2 separate regions of the Mus musculus genome follow, and region 2 is linked to region 1. Evidence: chromatin contacts called from ENCODE Hi-C or POLR2A ChIA-PET data. All regions are on one chromosome and are shown on one strand. Each heading gives the region's core, a stretch centred on a gene start or an enhancer-like site at or near the end of the contact. The rest is flanking DNA. Distances are from core to core; before and after follow the strand shown. Region 1 holds the start of Smarca5 (SWI/SNF related, matrix associated, actin dependent regulator of chromatin, subfamily a, member 5). Region 2 holds the start of Usp38 (ubiquitin specific peptidase 38).

What was found. Hi-C counts contacts between places; a loop is a spot of excess contacts on that map. ChIA-PET counts read pairs that join two places held with the same protein, here RNA polymerase II (POLR2A).
Region 2: a loop to region 1 is called in a map of T-helper 2 cell, with 4 times the contacts of the local background. The contact joins the promoter of Usp38 here to the promoter of Smarca5 in region 1. A Hi-C loop is called at or near these places in 5 of 37 maps with a recorded cell type or tissue (T-helper 1 cell, T-helper 17 cell, T-helper 2 cell and 1 more). POLR2A ChIA-PET finds 5 or more read pairs at or near these places in 5 of 5 experiments (Patski and embryonic stem cell).

What each region holds. Positions count from the first base shown.
Region 1 is chr8:80,738,172-80,740,871 of GRCm38, forward strand. Smarca5 (SWI/SNF related, matrix associated, actin dependent regulator of chromatin, subfamily a, member 5) reads right to left here and starts at 1,288. Exons shown (of 24, transcript NM_053124.2): 1 at 752-1,288. The coding sequence starts at 925.
Region 2 is chr8:81,013,643-81,016,342 of GRCm38, forward strand. Usp38 (ubiquitin specific peptidase 38) reads right to left here and starts at 1,264. Exons shown (of 10, transcript NM_027554.2): 1 at 113-1,264. The coding sequence starts at 794.

The DNA.
Region 1 (2,700 bases), core at 38-2,537:
GGAGCATGTCCAAAGAGACCTGCCTGGCAGCTCCCCCATTTTCCACTCTCTCCCCGCTTCCTCCAGTATTGTCACCATCATCTGGCCCACTGGAGCCCCAAGAAGGTGGTTCAACAGCGAATCCTCCGAATGGCTTCAAAAGGAAGCAATGCGCAGAGCTAGAAGCCCATCATCCTTCCCCGAGGCTCCCATTCATTCAGTTCTCCATGCATACACCCGTAATTGGATGGGGATCCAGGACAGGTGCTGCGGCTGTCACGCTCGTTCCCCTCCCGGTGGAGCAGGGCCCGGGAGGGGCTTCCCCTCGTTGCACACAAGCAGCTGCGCCCCGCTTATCCCCACTGCGCACTCGGCCCTCCAGCTCTCGCCATTGTCTCTGCCCAGAACAGACAGATGCCGCCCCCGCCAGCACGGGGATGAGGCACTGGAGGCGCAAGTCCCCAGCTGCGACGCTGGGAAACGTCGCCCCTCGCCCCGGGAATCCCACTCCGGAGGGGCATCTCCCTCGCCTTCCTCAAAGTTTAGTGCAAACTAAAACCTAAATCGGGAGAAATTGAGCGAGTTCTGGGGGAGCCTGGCAATGGAGGAAACGGGTCCCCTCGGCCCCAGTAATCAGGAACATGTGTTTCGTAAGAGCGATCCGCGGTCGGGCTAGGCTAGCTACACCGAGGGGAAAAGGTAAAGGTGAAGAGCAGGAGACGCGCCGGCCGAGCATCCACCTCCCTCCCTCCCCGCGCACGGCCGCGCTCACCTCCATCTCGGTGTCCGCGGGGCCCGAGCCCGCAGCACACGGAGCCGCGGGCGCCGCGCCGCCCTCGGGGCCGCCTTTGTTGCCGCTGCTGCTCCCGCCGGCGCCCGCCGCCGAGGGCTTGGAAGGCGCGCTCTCGGGAGGCGGGGGCGGCGGAGGCTCCACCGCGGACGACATGTTCCGGCTGCGTCACCCGCCGCGGCCACGGGCAGGCGCGGCGCCGAGGGAAGCGGCTTGGGCCTGCGCGACACGGGCGTCCGGGCCGCCGGAGGAGTGAGACCTGCCCGGAAGCTCTCACGCGCGAGGGCTCCGCCACCGACCCGAGCCGGCCCAGCCGCGCCGCTCGCCTCGCCGTCCTCTTCCGCGGGACTCTGCTCCACAGGCGTTTACCTCACGGCGGGAATCACGTCGACGGGAGTGGGCGGGGCCAGCGGGGTCACGGAGGTCAGGGAAGGCGGGCTGACTCTGAGGAGGCGGAGGGCCGAGGGAAAGGGAAAGGAAAACGGAAGGTTCTCAGAGGCCTCCCGGCGCCTTCTCCTCTCCGGGAGTGGATTCTCTTCTCCAGCCAACCAGGACAGCTACCTACGCCACCCGCTCTCAACCCTCGCGAGATCGCTCGTTCCCCCTTAGAAGGCCGGCTCGCGAGGGCGCGTGCGCATGCTCCTCCTTGGCCCCGCCTCCTCCAGGCCTCTAGCGGGCTGTGGAGCCGAGTGGGCGGGGCCTCGAGGAAGCGCGTCGGCGGTGCTTTGCGCCTCCGCTCCTCCGAGTGACGCGAGCTGGGTCTTCGGCGCTCCCGTAACGGCTCGGCTCGCTGTCTTCCGCCGCGCTAGGGCTCCCTCTTGGGAACGGCGCGACTGTTAGGCAAGGAGCAAAGGCCTGGGCTGGCCTTCGTCGTCCTGCCGCCTTCGCTCACGGGCGTGACGTTAAGTGACGTTGGACGCCTGAGAAGAAAAATCACCTCAGAATTAAAAAGTCTGCGTGTTCGCTCCGTCAGTCGGCTTCGTTTAGAGAGTTCGGCGTTTGTCAAGTTCAAGTTAAGACAGAAGACGCGCTGCCCTGTTAGAATGGCAGCAGATAAAGGCAGACAAATGATGGCGAGTTTTCGCATGAAACAAATACACATTTGTCTCAAGAAGTGTTTACCAGGCGTGGTGGCGCACACCTTTAATCCCAGCACTACAGAGGCAGAGACAGGCGGATCTCTTGAGTTGAGGCCAGCCTGGTCTACAGAGCGAGTTCCAGGACAGCCAGGGCTACACCGAGGAAACAAGTGTTCGTTATTCGTGTTGCTTCTTTATCCTGCCTTAGGCTGTCATGGAGGCTACTGAATCCTACGGAATATAAACACTGTTCCATTCATCCCCCACCTACTCCCAGGCACAAAAGATCTTTATCTTAATTAATCCCATTATTTAGTCCCCACCTATGTTGAATAAAAAGTCTTTTCCAGAGTTACTTTCAAACTTCTTGGAATAGATAATATTCATATATAATTTCAAATGTTTTAACCAGTCGAATAATCGTTAACTAAAATGGAGAACCTGAAAACGCTCTCGTTTAACATACTGTAGCTCATTTGGTGAGTTGTTGGGGAGCATACATGAAATCCTGGGCTTGAGTCCTAGCACTATTTAATCTGGATGCCGTGACTCGTACCCCAAATCCCAGCACTTAGAGAAGTGTAGGCACGGTCATCCTTGGCTACTAGGCCAGCCTAGACTAAAAGACACTAAAAGTGTCTCCAAAAACTAATAGATATAAGGAGCTGGAAGAGATGGTTCAAAGGTTAAGAGCACTGGTTCAATTCCCAGCACCCGTATGTCAGCTCATAACTGTTAAGTCTAGTTCCAGGGGATTCAACCCCCTCACATATATGCATAATTAAAAATATTTTGCCGGCGGGGAGTGAGACTGGGTTATTCTCTATAGCCCTGGCTGTCCTGGAACTCACT
Region 2 (2,700 bases), core at 14-2,513, 280 kb after region 1:
TCTTTCAGTACCCCCAAAGAGAATGCTTCCGGGGGGGAAAAAAGCGCACTGTGTTGATGAGACACACGTGTTGAATTTCCAAGACACACTTTTCTGAAATAATGACCCTTACCTGTGGAAGAGATGCTTGCAAAAACTTCTTGCAGAGAAGGTAGCAGCGTGGAGGGCTCAGCCTTCCAAATATTCTGTAGTAAGGTACTCACTTTCGTTACCTGGGAGACATACTCCCGTAGTTCCTTCTCCTGAGTGGACACGCACTGGAAATGACCTATCGTTCGAACCAGCTGTTGACAGAAGGTAACTGACAGTTTCCCTTTGGGGACGCACTGCACGAAATCGGTCAGGAGGTCGCTCAGCCGGGCACAGAGCACTGGCTCCGGCCTCTCGCAAACCATTCGCAGGACCTCCACCTGGAGCAGGCTGAAGAGATCCAGCACCGACGGGCAGCTCATAATCAGCTTCAGGCCGTTGTGAATGTAGTCCAGGATGGCGACGTCCTTCCTGTCCACTGAGTGGTAGCCCTGCTGAAGGAGGCCCAACACGAAAGTCTTGTTGAAGAAGGACTCGAACTCCGGCCGGTGGTACCGCGCGTAGGCCTCCAGCACCTGGTGGCCCACTTGTCGCTGGAAAGGGTCCTGGCCCTCCAGGATGAGGCGGGTCGTCAGGTCAAACATGGCCTCGCACTGCGCCTCGTCGAGCCAATGCTCCGCGAACTCCACCACCTTCCGCACAATCATCCGCTTGAGGGGCAGCGGGTGCGAGGAGCTCACCAGGCCTTCCAGAATCTTGTCCATCGTCGCCACTCTGCAAGGCCAGGCCCTGGGGATAAAGAGCTGGCAGCGGCAGCCCCGGGGGGCAGCAAAGCGCCCCGGCGGGGAGGAACTTGGAGCCAACCAGCAGCAGGACCGGCCACCGCCACCGCCGCCTCAGCAGCCACATTTATCGAGTGGGAAGGCCCATCCGAGCCGGGACGGGAGCGAGCGATTCTGGGACGCCGAAAGGCTGCGGGTCCCCGCGGTCCGCCTCAGGGGCCGGAGGTCCGCATAAGGCTGCCTCGCTGGGCCCGCGACCTCTCCCAGCCTCCGGGCGCAGGGACCCTCCAGGCTGAGCTGGAAGGTGAGGAGCGCCTTCGTGTCCCGGGTCAGTGCGGAGCCCCGGCTCCCGCGGGTGGGCAGTTAAAAGTCGCCCTGGGTTGAGTCAGGAGGCACTGTCAATGCGAGTACCTCGATCTGCCAAGGAGAGGAGCCGGAGGCGCGGAACACCCTGAACCCGGAAGCAGAAATACTGGCGAATAGGAAGTGAAGCTCCGAGGTACAGCGGATAGGTCCGCCCTCGCCCCGCCCACTTTTTTCCGGTCCTTTCCCGGCTACGTTCGACCCATTTCCTGCTGGCCCCGCCCCTCCCCCTTCTCCATGTAGCTCCTCCCCCGATAGGCCGCGCCCCCTTCCCTGGCGCGCAGGCGCAGAGGCACGGAGTGAGTCACGCGGCCACTCTCACGTCACTGGAGACTGTGTGGTACGTCACTGGCGGACTTCCGGAGGCGCTGCTCAGGGAGCCTACTCTGAGCTCTGAGGTTCTTGTCGCCGGACGTGGATTCCGTCAGTGGTGAGGGTTAGAAACTCAGAGACCACTCAGCGCGAGCGAACCGAGAGTCTATACTGAGCCGCCGGCGACTGCCGGGGGGAAACCCTTCTCTCAGAGCAGCCGGAAGAACGCACTGTGCAGGGAGCTGTAAAAGGCAGAGAACACGGAAACACTACTTCCTTGTTTGCCGTTGGCAGGGAAATAAAGTAAGCAAGCAGCTTACTAGAAGCCCAAAACGTGCAGTTGCCTGAGGCATTTCCCCGAGTTTCTAGGACAGAGTTGGGGTACAGGACTTTTCACTTTCATCAGGGAATGATGGTGTCAGTTTCCGGGTAAACCAAAGATGGCTCCACCTGAGACAAAATGGAGGAACTTTTACTATGTCATAGTCTGAGACATGTTGCTTATGAAGACAATTCGAGGAAGTGCTATTAATTGTTTAAAATCTTGTGTCTGAGAAAATTTTGGAAACGCGAGAAGAGCACTAGTTGAGGAATGGAGGAAAGTATAAGAAAACAAACAAACAAACAAACCAAGCTTTGGGGGAAATCTTTCTAAAGACCTTGTTAGGCCCAGACATACTCCAATGCCTTAAATGGCTGGGTTTTTCCTCTGAAACAATTGCTAATGTAGAGAGAGTACTGGTGGCTCATATATTTAGTGGTGATTCAAAACAAGGTTGTTGTAAGAATAGATTTTTTAGCGGGTGGTGGTGGTGCTCGCTTTTAATCCCAGCACTTGGGAGGCAGAGGCAAGTGGATTTCTGAGTTCGAGGCCAGCCTGGTCTACAGAGTGAGTTCCAGGACAGCCAGGGCTACACAGAGAAACCATGTCTGGAAAAAATAAAAAATAGTGAGCTTTTGTATTCAGTGTTCAGTGTATAAGCAAGATCCTTCTCAGCTAAATTTAGACCCAGGCATAGTGGCATACACCTTTAATCCATGGAGATAAGGCCAAGCAGATCTCTGAGTTCAAGGCCAGCCTGGGACAAGCAGGTTCTAGGTGAAGAGCTTAACTCCAGGCCTGGTGGTACATGCCTTTAGTTCCAGCATTACAAGAGACAGCCATGTAGGTCTCTGAGTTCATTTCAGGAAACCCAAACTTAGGCAGAGAGGG